2 separate regions of the Homo sapiens genome follow, and region 2 is linked to region 1. A link is an interaction called in ENCODE POLR2A ChIA-PET data of the cell type or tissue named here. Cell type or tissue: GM12878. All regions are shown on one strand. Links, peaks and the distances in the headings refer to the core of each region. The heading gives the core; the rest is flanking DNA.

Region 1 (7,428 bases), core at 1,897-4,396:
AAGGCCCTGCCACTCTGTTCTGGGACCTTTTCTTTCTGTTTCCACGTAAGGCAGATGACTCTGCTACCCCAGAGTGGGGCTTTGCAGGAGCTGCCCTGTTTCAAACTGGGCATGTCTGTTCCTTGGGATGTGTCACTGGAGCAGAATGAGGTGAAGGAGGGAGAGCCTGGCCAGGGATAATGAAGGAGCAGTAGAAACTCTACTCTGTTCTCTATAATCATGAGGGCTTTGGGGGCAGAGCACGGGATTCTCTGTGCAGGTCACACTCCCCATGGGATGGCACAGTGCTGACCTGTTGGCACTAGCAGAGCAGGTGGCATGCGGACACACCTGGTCCAGACTGGAGGCGAGGGAAGATGTCACAGTTTCTCGGCTCATAATCCTGAGCTTCTCCATGGGCTGGAGGAAGGTGGGAGCTATGTTTTTCTTGTATTCAGCCTTCTACGGGTTATTAATAAATATTCAGTCAATAAGCAACAAAAAAATTTTTTTTTTTAGAGACTAGGGGGTAAAGGTTGATTTTTTTTTTCACTTCTATATTCTGTAAAAGAAAAATTTTGGCAGCCAGTGGGTGGTCTCAATTCTTGCTGCTCAAGGTGTGATCCACTGGCCTGCATGGGCAACCCTGGGAACTGGCTAGAGATGCAAAATCTCCTCCACGCCAGACCAGCCAAGTCAGAACCTGCATTTTCACAAGGTCCCAGGCACTATATGTGCTTCGTACATTTCGAGGGGCATGGGTATGAATATTACAGTTAGGTGGTTTGCAGGAAAGAATTCAGATACAGAACAGGGCTCTGAATTTAATCTCTTTGTTTTCATTCTTTTCATGAACTTGTTAACCTTGGAGTTTTACAAAATAATTCTAGTGGTGGCTGGACGCGGTAGCTCACACCTGTAATCCTAGCACTTTGGGAGGCCAAGGCGAGCGGATCATGAGGTCAAGATATAGAGACCATCCTGGCTAACATGGTGAAACCCCGTCTGTAGTAAAAATACAAAAATTAGCTGGGCATGGTGGTGCTCACCTGTAGTCCCAGCTACTCGGGAGGCTGAGACAGGAGAATCGCTTGAACCTGGGAGGCAGAGTTTGCAGTGAGCTGAGATCATGCCATTGCACTCCAGCCTGGGCGACAGAGTGAGACTCCATCCCCTACACCCCCTGCCAAAAAAAAAAAAAAAACTCTAGTGGTTTTGAAATACTGAAATTAAAAGTAAAAAGTGGTCTCTTTCCTTAGCTGAAGATAGTATTAATTCCTGTACTTCAGTGTCTCTAAGTTAGTCCTTTTATGGCTAGATCCAGTAGCAATTCTTTTCCTTTTTTTACTCTGGTAGACAAATGTCAACTTGGTGGTTTTCTTTTTTCTTTTTCTTTGTTCCCCCTGGGTTGTTGTTGCACAAAATGGCCCCTTTCTGCCGGGCAACTTCTGTATTTTTCCCCTGGAGTTTCCAAGCCTCTGAGTGAAGATGGTCTCCCCTCTATCTGATCCCTCTCCCGGCCCCACTTCCTCTATTCCTGTCTCTCCTTCCCATCCTTTCCCCTCTCCCCTCCTGTGAATAGCCTTAGAAGTCTGAATCTTTGTGCTCTGTAGAAAGTCAGATGTGACACTCCTTCTTTCTGCTTCTGTTTACTTGGAAAAGCTGACAGCTATTTGTCTCTTTGCACAGCTCAGTCTTGGTGGTAAAACTGCACAGACACAGATGGGCATGACTTCACGGCCCTGGCACGAGGGCATGCAGATAATCTCAAGCCTATTTGTGTGCAACATATTTATTGAAGGATTTAAAACCATTCAGAGTATAAACAGGAAATGATTCTTCTTCTTTTTTTGTTTTCTAGTCACTTCTTTTAACTGTATTTTGTCAACTCACTCATTCCCCATTGGATCTTGGGTTCTTTAACATCAGGACCAGATTCTAGATTTCACAACTCTGTCATTGCCCAATCCTTTTCGTGTTAAAAACTGCAGCTATCGGCTGGGTGCAGTGGCTCAAGCCTGTAATCCCAGCACTTTGGGAGGCCGAGGCGGACGGATCACAAGGTCAGGAGATCGAGACCATCCTGGCTAACACGGTGAAACCCCATCTCTACTAAAAATACAAAAAAATTCGCCAGGCCTGGCGGCATATGCCTGTAGTCCCAGATCCTTGGGAGGCTAAGGCAGGAGAATGGTTTGAACCTGGGAGGTGGAGGTTGCAGTGAGCTGAGATCGCGCCACTGCACTCCAGCCTGGGCGACAGAGCGAGACTCCATCTCAAAAACAAAACAAAATAAAACAAAACAAAACAAAACAAAACAAAACAACACAACACAACTGCAGTTATCGGATCATGGTTTGCCTGTCTCCCAGAGGAGACTCAGATTGCTGGACGGGGAGGAGCTGGGGAGGGAAGTGTGGTCAGGGCTGACTCCTCTTCCCTGCTGCTTTCCCACTGCTCTTCTCACCCCACTCCAGCTGAGACAAGGAAGAGGGATGCAGGGCAAGGTTTCCAGAAGTGACTGGCCGCAGGAAAGTTGCAGAGGGAGTAGTGTCTGGGCTTCGCATTCACAGCCTTTGCTCATGTGATGTGGGTGATGGGTGGTGTCTAATTCTGTTGCTCAGTGTGGGAGGCACTTGGGAATTACCCTGCCCTCTGCTACCTTAGCTGCCTGGGTCAACCAGGAAAACCTCCTGGAAAAGTATTTCTAGAGGAGGAGGATATGAAATGGCAGAAAGGAGAGGATTTTCTTGTACTGGGAAAATTCTTTTGACCACCTCTTGCCTCTGCAAAAACCCAGAGTCTGCTTTTACAGATATTTCTAACTCTAAAGAAATCTTTAGGGTTCTCTAGCGGATGGCATGAGGCCCTGTGGTGTCAAACTTCACAGAGAAAGCCTGGAGCCTCAGATCCAAAGAAGCACTCACACAAAAAGTTGCAACAAAATATTAGGAAAACTGCCAAATGTACAAAAAAATCCCCTCCTGAAGTAGGAATTCACTTTCACTAGGTGCTGCTGTGAACTTCAGGATTTATCTCATTTACCTCCCTCCCCTGACTCCTCACTTTCTTACTGGTTTAATCTATTCCTCCTGTTTCACCCCTAAAAACGAGGTTTGTTCACTTGCCAAGTAACAAACAACTTTTAGCGGGAACTCAGGTTTTCATTAATGGGAGGCCTTGTACTTCGTACAAGTGAGGAGAGCACTGAGGGTATTCTCCAAAGCCATGCCTCCCCGACAGAAAGTGACAGGAGGGCTTATGGGGCCGTGGAGAGGGTGCGTCATCGTCATCACATGCAGAGGATTCTCAGCTGCACTCAGCGAGTCCTCATGCCAGCATATAGGTGGTGTACAATGAACAGGAAACTGTAACTTCCCCGGGTGGAGGTTTTAGTGTGGGCATGAGCAAAGTCCACTCAGGTTCATCTCCTTTTTTTTTTTTTTTTTTAAAGAGACAGAGTCTCACTCTATTGCCCAGGCTGGAGTGCAGTGGTGTAATCATAGCTCACCACAGCCTTGAATTCCTGGACTGAAGTGGTCCTTTCACCTTAACTTCCCAAAGTCCTGGGATTATAGGCATAAGCCATCATACCTGGCCCCGCAACTGATTTTTGAATGTTGATTCTGTATCCTGCAACTTTGCTGAATTTACTTATTAGTTCAAACAGATTATTAGTTCAAACAGATTTTTTGTGTGTGTGTGTCTGAGTTTGAAATCTTTAGGGTTTTCTACCTATAAAATCATGTTGTCTGAGAACAGAGATACTTCTGCTTCTTCCTTTCTAGCTTGGATGCCTTTTATTTATGTTTCTTGCCTACTTGCTCCGGCTAGAACTTCCAGTACTACATGGAATAGAAATGGCAAGAATAAGCCTCCTCATCTCATTTCAGATATGAGCAAAAAGGCTTTCAGTCTTTCACCGTTGGTGTTAGCTGTGGGATTTTTATATAAAAATATTTTATTTAATTATATGTTTTGTGATTTAAAAAAAAATTTTGACCTCATGTTTGTTGGAACTTTATCTGTGGGATATATTTGAAACCTAGGTTGATGAATGTACTTTTTTCAGAGAAGATTTTAGTTTGTTTCTGCCAGAAACCTGGGATCACTATAAGTTTGGGATTTAAAAAATTCCCAGATTGAGATTTTTTGGTATCATAAGTTGAGGCTATAAATTCTACATATTTTTCAAAAGATTTCTAGTGGATTAAGCCCATAGTGCACATGCTCTTTTTTTCTCCTTTTCTTTCTCACTCTCCTAACTCTCTCACTTGTGATCTCCAGGATCCAAAATAAATTATGTGTATCCACATCCTTGCCATAGTCTGCTTTGGGGAAATCTAAACTAAGGCAGGCCTCAAATCTACATGTGAGCTATAATGCCGACAGTTTCTCAGGAGAGTCTTTCCTTTCTATCCAGAACCAAGGTAGTGCCCTTGCCGCAGTTTGTTATGGGCAAAATTCTTTTGGGTTTATTTTTCTCTTGAAAATATAATTTTTTTTTTTTTGAGACAGAGTCTCACTCTGTCACCCAGGCTGGAGTATGGCCCACTGCAATCGCACCTCCCAGGTTCAAGTGATTCTCCTGCCTCAGCCTCCCGAGTAGCTGGGATTACAGGTGCCCACTACCACACCCGGCTAATTTTTGTATTTTTAGTAGAGACGGGATTTCACCATGTTGGCCAGGCTGATCTCAAACTCCTGACCTCAAGTGATCCGCCCGCCTCAGCCTCCCAAAGTGCTGGGATTACAGGCGTGAGCCACCGTGCCCAGCCAGAAAATAGAATAATTTGAACATCCTGGTTTCATATAAGCACCTAAATCTGTTTTCCACCTGTGTTGGCACTCAGTTTTTCTTCTGTCCTCTATGTAGCCATGAAAACTCAAGTTTTTAACAAGTTAACAGAAATTGACAGTTGCTCTGAATGAATTTACAAAAATTTAAAATAACTATTTGTGTCCAGAATTTTCTGCTTTTTTGTAGTGAGTATTTTTTAAGGCTTTTGGGCTACTGCATTGCTAAAAAATGAATACTTGAGTTACATTAGATCTTATTGATTTCTAATTTAATGACATTATTATGTTTTAGATGATTTAGGCCTCCAGACTTCCATATTTTTAGATATGGAAGCCCAAGTCTGTCTTGAAAGTAACAGCTCTGGTGGCTGGCTGTTTTCTTCTTCACCAAACATGTTCTCAGTCAGGACAGAAAACTGCCAAGCCTGGCGCTTCTGGAACTTCATCCTACTGTCTAGTCTTTTGTGCCCTCATCACATGCCTGTTCCTGAAGCCCAGGAACAGAGAGAAGCTCCTCTGGATCAGGTTCGTGAGCCTGGGGAGCAGCATCTTATGATTTTGTTTCACTCATTTGCTGATCTCTTCCGCAGCCCAGAAAATTTCCTTGTGAAGTTAACAAAATCTGGGAGGCTGCATTCAGAAAAGATGACATGCACACTGGCTGGTGGTTGTGGAGATGAGGATGGGAGGGTGCATGAGTGGCTTCAATGGGTTAGTGAGTCAGAGAAGGGTCTGTATGGTCACTGACGTGGGGCTACTTGAGATGTCCAGGGGGCCTCCCACATCCTAACCCTGAACCAGTTGTATGTCAGTGTTTGTGGTCCTAGGAGTCAGATGCAGGGACATGTGGCCATGCTGAGGCTGCAGGAGCCAGGAACCCCAGGAGATGGGCCTTGCCCTTCTTCAGCAAAGGTAGGGCTAGATGCCTCTTGTTACAGTTCCTTCTAGAGCATTTTGTAACTGGGAATGTGTGGAATTGGGGGTGGGTGGGTGAGAAGGATGAATCCTGACTACTGAGCTAGGGATAAAGGGCAAAGGACACTGAGCAGGCTCTTGTAATAATCCAGGCAAGCACTGATGTGCTTTGGACCATGATGGTGGCAGTGGAAGTAGCAAGAAGTGATTGGATTCTCAATATATTTGGGCAGCAGAACTTACAGGGTTCCCAAACAGGATGAATGTGGGTTGTAAGAAAAGAAGGGGAGCAAAGGACAGCTTCCAAGTTTTTGTTTCAAAGTATTGTTAATTACCAAGACATGGAAGACTATGGAGGGAACATTTTTAAATGACAGAAAACAGGAGTTCAATTTGGGGCATGTTAAATATGAGAGGATTTTTAGAGATCAGGTTGAGATGTTGAGAAGGCATTTGGACATGTTAGCCTGGAGTTTAGGAGCATTTGGTATATATAAACTTGGAAGTCAGCAATAAATTGTAATGGCAAACAAATCCTCCTGCCTTGTATACACAAGAGAGATATTAGGGGGAGTTGGGAGGACAGCTTCTAAATATTTGTTGGATGAATCAATAAATGGAATGAATTATTTTTTCCAGCTGTACATGGAGTTTGTTTAAGCCGTTTGTATTGAACAGTTTGCAATGTGATCAACAGGACATATTTGGGGAATAATCGAGTAGGCCAGTGGTTCTTGGTGTGAGCTGGGAGAACTTTTGCAATTGGAGATGTTGTGAAATCCTCTAGGGACTTTCTCAAGTTACACCACCATTCTTGGTTGAAATTGTTGTGGTGGGGAAATTTTTTTTGAGAACCATCGAGTTAGTGCTAGCATAGAATCTAACAAGAAATGGCCCTGCATCCATTCTCTTTTCTTCTAATAACAGCCCCAGATTTCCATTTTTGGACCTACCTTTTCCTTTTTATCAGGCTAAGTGTTCATGGTGGGGCTCTGTCCTTAGTTCCAGGGATAAAGCCTGTGACCCAAACTTAAACCGCAGATCATTTTCCCCAGGCCATGGAGATTGTTTCAAATGTGGGCACATGGCCTGAATGGGTCATATCAGAGTAAATCTTAGGGCTTCTGGGTTATGCCACCATCACAGGCTCTTGCTTTCCTCACTGAACTTGAACCTAGACGGATGTAAGCTGGAGCTGTGGCAGCCATCATTGCCCTGTGAAAAGTCCACTTGGAGCTGCCAAAGACCACCCCAGGAGCTTCAGAATGAAGACAACCTGGAAGTCAGAGCTGACAGGTGAGAAACAACAAACAACTCACACCTGATTGTATTGCTTGAATTCTGAATTCAGCAGTGCTTGAAGCCAGATTGAGTCCTGACCATTTTAGTATACGATCATTAAGCAATCTTTTGCTTACGACATGTGCGGTTGAAAGAGTCCCAATTATAATAGGCTGAGAGACTAGGTATAGTAACTAGCACTTAAGTGGGTTGTCTAGGCTGTAGGCCCCAGATATTTAGGAGCTGCACTCAGAGGCTCCTGAGCAAGGTATGTGTCTGGGGTGACCCCAAGTGCACTTGCCAATCTGAACTGTGAGGAAATACCATGTAATGGGGGAGAGGAGAGTGTGGCAGGCATTCAGATACTTTGGGGAAACTCACTTCAAGCAAGTGTTCTGTTCCTTAAAAAGCTGCATATAAACTCAAGTTTTGCAAATGTATATGTACATTTAT
Region 2 (7,428 bases), core at 2,051-4,550, 380 kb after region 1:
CAGAGTGGCTTCCTCCAACACTCACAGCTCTAAGTAGCAGAGCACAGACGGGAACACGGCACCGTGACCCAGCACCGTGGCCCAGCTTGTGTTCCACTGCACCGCCCTGGGACTGAGACCCTCAGACATAAATAGTGTGTGACGACAGGGAAGTAAAAACCTGGGCCCCAGTGAGAACGTGCCTGAGGGTGTACATTTGACAGACAAAAAAACAGAGGCCTGAGAGGAAAAGTTATTTTAAAAGTCACAAGTAGTAGAAGAACATTAAATAGGCTTTTTTCTCTGTGGCCTCTCTGTAGCTGCCAGGTGGAGAAACGCGACTCTCTCTCCAAGGCCCAGGCAGGGATCCTTGCAGCAGACAATGGATGTGGTGGTTGGGGTGGCGCTGTGCCTGATGGAGGGCATTGAGAGATGCGGGCCTCCCGATACCATGAGGGTCCTCTCTGCAGCTCTGCAGGTGCCCACTGTGCCTTCTGGAGCCTGGGAACTGAAGAATTCCAGGTGGGAGACCCCAGGCTGTAAAATCAGCCCCTTCCTCCCAACACCAGGCCTGGAGGTCAGGCCTGCCTGCTTTCACAGCTCGCTTGGAGGACCAGTCTGCCCCACCAGGCCCCACCCGTCTGGCTTGTGGCCTCTGGAGAATCCACTCCTACCCCAACCCCCACCCCATCCCTTCACTGCTCCTGGAGACACCTCACTGCTGGATGTGGGACTTTAGGAGTTCCACGTCCCACGGAAATTGGCATTTTAAACAGAGACAACGGGAAGGGAATACTAGGAAGACAAAGAAACTAGTCCATAGGACAGATGTTGAGTTCTCATGCAGTGACACCAGCACCCCAGGTGCTGATGACCAACCCCACCCGTGCCTCCACTCGGAGCACATCAACACTGCCCAGCTTTCCAGCCCCTGCTGTCACCTGCCAGAGCCCCCAGTGTTCATCTCCTCTGCAGACCATAAGAGAAATGGGGACACTCGGTGAACACCATGTTTTTCAAAAGCAAAATCAATAATATGCCTGAGGATGTCTCCCATATTTTTAGCAGCATTTCTAGGTAAGCTGAACCAAAATAGAAAGGAAAAGAACACGGCTAGGGGATGGGGGTGGACACAGACACGGGCAGTACCACCTCAAACCTGCCCTGTCTCAGCGGGGAAGCCAAGGCCCAAGGGCTCCCAGAGGCCTCCATTCTCTGCTCTGCCACGGTGGTTTGAGCTCAGGCACTTCACTTCTCTAGTTTCGTGCACATACACCCACCTCCCCTGTCTCCCCCAAGGTTCCCCCTCATCCCATTCTTAGGTGCTGCGGCAAGCACGATAGAGTGCCAATATGGAAACACCCTGCAAACACAGCCCTGCTTCATGCTTCCTCATACAGGCAGCGCAGTGGCTGGCACAGGGATCACCACTATTCTGACAGATCCATATGGCAGCTGGACTCTGGACCCTAACAAAGGCCTGGACTGCCCACAACCAAGGCGTCCTGGAGAACAGCAGACCATGGCTCCCGTGTGGGTAGATGTGTTGCTCGTGGCTCCTGTAGACCATGGGTAAACGTGTAGCTCAGGTGAACCCTGTCCCAGACTCTGCACTGTAGTCACCCTGGGGCACAACAGGTGGACAAACAGATCACCCCATGGGCCTCCTCGGGGCAGCTCCAGACCCTGCTCCCCGCATCCTCCAGCTCCTCCTGTAGGGCTGCGTCCCTAGGGCTTCCTCACTCAGCAGGGCAACCACCTCCCCCTTGACAAGCCTCTCCCATCTCCCATCTCCCAGGACTGGACAGCAGTCTGATCCCTCTCTCCAAAGCACCTTATGCTGATCCCAGATTTGGAATTTAGCACACTTTTGTTTTCCCCACCAGGTTATGAACTTCAAAGGGCAGGGACTATTTTAGCGTCTCTTTGTCCCACGTGTCCAGCATACAATAGGTCCTCAGTCGATGTCTGTTGAATGAAGGTATGCTCCTCTGCAAGCTACATCTAATAGCTCAGGCGGCGCAGAGAGAAAAGATGGCCCCCAAGGGTTTGGAGGAGGAGGAGAGCTGATGCAATGCAAGGAATGAGGAGGTGCAGGCAAAGCTGCTGCCCTGTGAGGGCTGAGTTGCTCTGCAGAGGCCTGGATGGAGATGTGAGGCTCAGCGTGAGGCCTCATCTGCTCCAAAGTTCTCTTTCCTTGGAATTAAAACCCAGGATGTGACCTATGACATCAATTCAAACCCTTAAACTTGCAGCAGGCCTGCTTCACACTGGAGATGGTTAATTCTTTATGTGGGTTAAGCTAAGCAAGGGAAAAACCCTTTTTTCCCTTTCCATGGGCACAATTGCTCTGCAAGTAACCATTCAAGTTTATTAAAACAACAATAGCTACCATTTATTGAGTGCTTGCTGTGTGCCAGGCACTATACTGCATGCTTTACATAAGTTACTTGCCCAAGGACCTATGGTTTAAATGACAAAGCCAGAATTGAACCCCAGAACTATCTGGCTCTCCCGGAGGTGGTGAGCAGAGGGGAGAAGGTGAAGGGAAAAGAAACAATGTTTCTAGCTTCTTATCAATAGGAGTGTCATCCTATCATCCCTGGGGCTGTTATGCCCAGTAGCTACGTGGGGCTATTTAAATGAATTAAAATTGAATAAAGTTCAGTTCCTCAGCCGTACAAGCCACATTTAAATACTCAATAGCCATATGTGGCTAGTGGCTATAGTCTGGACAGCACAGAAATAGAGCGCTGTCATCATCACAAAAAGTCCCCTGTTGAACAGCCTGTTTAGGACACCTCCTCCAAATCCAGTCAACCCAAAAGAGGCTGTTCTCTTTTTAGCCTAAGGGATAACTTAAGGGAGTCCATTCATTTCCCTCTCTCACTGCCCCTGCCACAATGCAGGAAGAACAGTGATATGTGAGAACACACTGTTTTTGGCCCCAATACTCCTCCTGCTGCCTAAAGGTCAAAGATATTTCTTTACTAAATTCAAACCACTAAAAAGTAACAAAAGGTTTCACATCCCCCACTCCCACCCATTTCTCTCTGCCAAGTCCACGAGGGGCCTGCCCTCTCCCTCGGCCTGTGCTATTGCATGGCTGAGCGGCTGCCTCTGGTCACTGCAGTCTACCCTCCGTCAGGCAGCTCCCCGGGACTGGGCAGTGGGACACCAAACCCTCTCAATGAGGCCGACTGCCTTACCGGACGACTTGAAGCTCGTGTCCCTTGCCAAAAAACAACCATTTTCCGAGAACCTACACCATCTTTCTTAGGTCCAGACTTGCTCCTAACAAAGAAATACAAGGATGATGCAGGCAGTTCCAGAAGCCCCAACATCACCAAGCTCACCTGGCTCCCCATGCCAGCCACTGCACCGCCTGTACGAAGCAGCGTGGCTGCATTTGCAGGATGTTTCCACATCTGTGACCACGTGGCCACAGATCCCCACTGCAGACCTGCACTTACCTGGCCTTGGAAAGAATACAAAGGTCTGCACTTACCTGGCCATAGACCCGATCTAAATCCTTTAAAGTCTTGATTTATTTACTCATGGCTGTTTTCTGTTCCCTTGGCAACCACCTTAATCTCAGCATGCTCCAGAGTATTTTGGATTGTAACCCACTAGGATAACAAATCTGACCATCTTGTCTTGGACTTAATGACAATGCCTCTTCCTAAATATCCTCTGACCCAGGTTTATCATTTTAAAATGGAAGAGAATGAGAAGTGAGAAGGACAGTACCACCCCATCCTTGCAGAAGGCTGCAATGTGACAGTAGAAGCAGCTTGGGCTAACACGAGGCCTGGGATCTGCTGTCAATTTGTAGCAGGACCTGGTGGACAGGTCACACTATCCCCACCCCCACCCTCCTTTCCCATGTGTTACTGCCCTGCCTGACTCATGGCGAGATTAAATGAGATAATGAATTAGAAAGCCTTGCTAAGAGAACTGGGGCTGGGAACCATTTTTTAAAGAGTTGAACACATAGATGGTCCCAAGCCCTGTGTGTATCAAAATGATTTTCCATAAAGGTCCTTGAGCTCTTCGGGTAGGGGCTGTGTCTCGGGCAGCATCTGAGCATGATGCCTGGCACACAGCAGGCTTCTTTAGTGAACGAATGCCGTGCAGTCCCGGCCTGGTCAGTGAGTCATACACCTCAGTCACTCTTTGCCTGAGGGATTTGACCCTGCCCCCTTTGTGACCCAAAACACCCATTTGTGGGAGGCCCAGTCACCTGGGGTCAGCGAGCAGGCATTCTCATGAATTGGTGCTGGAGAAAAAAGCTGCAATTAGGCCTCATTTTTAACCCCAAGTCCTACCAGCACAGCTATTTGACTGATTTGATCATTAAACAGGCCACTTATGGAAAATAACATGTTCTGTCGTAAAGATGCTCCTGCAGGACTGATCTCGTCAGCATCTGCTGACACTGCATCCTCCGGCACCTGAGTCACAGGGACCTAGTGTTTCCACAGATCTGTCCTTGCGGGCAGTGTTTCTCTAACCCAGGAATGAAAGACGGGACTCAGTGAGGCCTGAAGTGGGTGGGCTTGCTCAACTTGATTTCAGAATTTGGCAAGTGGCAAAGAGAAAAAAGCAAAGGACTCCTGAGCCCCCCTCCCCCACCCTGTTAAAGCAGGGTTTGATGAGCTGCAAGGCAGTCAAGCACTCCCTGGGGCGGTGCAGGATGGAAGGGGAGTTCCAGGAGAGGGGCAGGTCATTAGAGTCAGGGCAGCCCCTAGGGCTGGTGTCGGGTGGAGGGTGCCCAGGAAAACCCTCCTGGTTTGGTTTCCCGTGGTCCTAAGCGCTGAATGCTCAAGTAGGTGGTAGCAACCCCGGCGTACAACACCCCGTGTGATTTCACACTGCATGTTTTGTGATCAAAGAACGGGACGGAGATGCAGCAGCCCTGGCTGAGTGCTAACCATCATCGGCACTGTTACCCTAGTAAGCCATAACAGTCAGGGCGGCCCTCCGGGTCCACCCATCACCTTCGTATGTCCTTCCATAGATCTACAACTGGAGTATTTTCCAGATACAGAGGATTAAAGAACAGTGACCAGAAGCTAGGCTGAACCGTGGCAGCTCCCAGAAGGTAACACTTCTCTGCATACAGAGAAGGATCTGGGCTGTGAGATGGGGGCAAGTGCACTTCTTCCTTCTCTAGAGCCATGTTGGGGTCCTTTCTTCCTACCTCCCAGCTACCCAACCCTGGCACCCCAAACCCATCACCACCATCTCCAGTTCCCTCCTCTCCTCTGGGAAGACACCATCTGAGGTCACAGCCTGGGCTGGAGTCCTGGGCTCTTCTGTCAGCACCAGGGACTCAGCCAACCCTGCTTTGGAAGGGCGTGAGGGGTGACCTCTTGGGGGCAGGAGGCCGAGGAGGGTATGTGGGAAGACACTAAACTGACTTGGAGAAGGGAAGAGAGAAAACACCCCTGGCAAGAACTGGGTGTGGGGAGTGCTGTGCTCCTAGCCTGGGGCAAATGGATCTCTGAGCACACACAGACCCGGGCTTCAGCAAGGGTGGTTCAGAAAGGAAAGTGAGACCACGTGGAATATTCCATCCATTCTCTCTTCTGCAACACCAGACTGATAAGGATCCAAGCCAGTCAAGACAGCCAGCCCACTTCAGACATGCCCCAGACAGGAATAGAAGCAGCGTGTTTGGCTCTCTCCTGCACAGCTACCTCCTCAGGCAGCCAAGCCTCAGCAGAGCCCACCCCGCTCATGCCTGCCTGACCATCACACACATACCAGTTCTAGAGTCGGGCCCAACCACACACACACCTTGGGCAGGGGGCTGGCAGGGATGGAGAGGGACATCAAACCATTCACTCCTTCCAAAAATATTTATTGGATGTCTACGACGTGCCAGCAGTGGCCCTGGTGCTGGGAATATGCTTGGCTCTCCCTCGCCACAGCCTCTGGCTTCCATCCTTGGTATCGCCGAGTCTTGGCAACTCTCCCACAGGGGCAGCCCCCGGCCATCCTGAAGCGTGGGCAGGACCGGCTGGTGCCACAGCTGACCAGTCCAGACCTAAGCCACTTCACACCAGAGACTCTCCCAGCGTCCCCAACAGACCCCTCACTCGGTGCTTGAAGCCTGGGGTCCAACCTCTGAAGAGGGTGGTCACATCCCGGCCCGCGGTGAGGAACTCGGATCTTCCCTCCTCCCTCAACCCACGCTGGGACCTTTCCCAGCACCCTTTGGGACGCTTCTAGAACTGTTCTCAGCCCTTCAGAGCCTTAAGGAATCCACCGGTCCCGCTCTAAGGGGTTCTAAGAGCCAGCAATCCTGGCCACCCCCACTCCCCACACACACCCCGCAAACATCCCCCGCACCACCACGGGTCCGCTGAGGTCCAGTCCACTAGCGCGCCTCCTCCTTGGGGCTGCACGCAGGGGCCGCGCGGTGCACGCGCTGGTGCTTGAGCAGGTGCTGCTTCTGGCTGAAGCCGCGGCCGCAGGCGGGACACAGGTAGGGCCGCTCGCCTGTGTGGTTGCGCCGGTGCCGCGTCAGGTTGGGCTTCTGGCTGAAGCGGCGGCCGCACTCGGGGCACGGGTAGGGCCGCTCACCCGTGTGGATGCGCTGGTGGATGGTGAGCGCCGACCACCACGAGAAGCTCTTGCCGCACTCGTTGCAGATGAACTGGCGCGGCTCGCCAGGCCCAGCGAGGCCCGCTTGTCCCCGGCCCCACAGCGTGTCCCGGGCCCCCGGGGACCGTTGGGAGCTCCGCGGCCTCGCGGCCAAGCCCGGGATGGCCTCGGCCTGCGGCTGGTCGCCCGGTTCCCCGGCCGGAACGGCGGGCTCAGCGACAGCGTGGGCGCGCTGGTGGGCGCGCAGCGCGGCGCGGCTGCGGCAGCTCTTACCGCAGCTGGGGCAGGGCGCAGCCTGGGCGCCGGGCAGGTGCGTGCGCAGGTGCTTGAGCAGGTGCTGCTTCTGGCGGAAGCCGCGGCCACAGTGCGGGCAGGGGTGCGGGCGCTCGCCTGTGTGGTTGCGCAGGTGCCGCGTCAAGTTGGGCTTCTGGCTGAAGCGGCGGCCGCACTCGGGGCACGCATAGGGGCGCTCGCCAGTGTGGATGCGCTGGTGGATGTTCAGCGACGACCACCAGGTGAAGCTCTTGCCACACTCGTTGCAGATGAACTGGCGCGGCTCGCCCGGCCCCTCGGGGCCGGAGACCGCGGCCCGGGCCCCGGGCTGGCCCCACCAGCCCTGGCAGAGCCCCAGCCAGGCCCACTCGGGGCGCCCCCGCGGCGGCCCCGGCTGCAGGCGACAGGCCCGGCGCGCCGCCGCGTCCTGAATCAGCTCGTGCAGGCCGGCGCGGGAGCCCTGGCGGTCCCGGGCGTGCGCGCGCTGGTGGATGCGGAGGCCCACCTGGTGACGGAAGCAGCGCTCGCACTCGGGGCACGAGTGGGTGGCGGGCCGGGAGTGGG

Evidence for each region. Peaks named below come from ENCODE experiments on the same cell type or tissue, not always from the same donor. Only the 100,000 strongest peaks of a DNase experiment are listed, where the experiment ranks them.
Region 2: POLR2A ChIA-PET joins it to region 1 with 11 read pairs; 4 of 35 experiments call an interaction of 5 or more read pairs at or near these places.

Annotation. Positions count from the first base shown.
Region 1 is chr7:150,780,245-150,787,672 of GRCh38, reverse strand. LOC105375566 (a long non-coding RNA gene) reads left to right here and starts at 6,544. Exons shown (of 4, transcript XR_928163.2): 1 at 6,544-6,990. In GM12878, for the core only: no CTCF peak of the experiment used is centred there; a DNase peak (open chromatin) is centred at 3,214.
Region 2 is chr7:150,397,032-150,404,459 of GRCh38, reverse strand. It overlaps ZNF775 (zinc finger protein 775), which reads right to left. Exons shown (of 3, transcript NM_173680.4): 3 at 5,830-7,428. The coding sequence ends at 6,365. It also overlaps a transcript of LOC728743 not described here. Among named protein-coding and RNA genes, the nearest start is that of ZNF775-AS1, 17 kb to the right of the region's middle. RefSeq lists enhancers at 681-1,355, 2,031-2,706, 2,713-3,236, 3,237-3,761, 4,092-4,679 and 2 more. In GM12878, for the core only: no CTCF peak of the experiment used is centred there; no DNase peak of the experiment used is centred there; H3K27ac peaks cover 593 bases.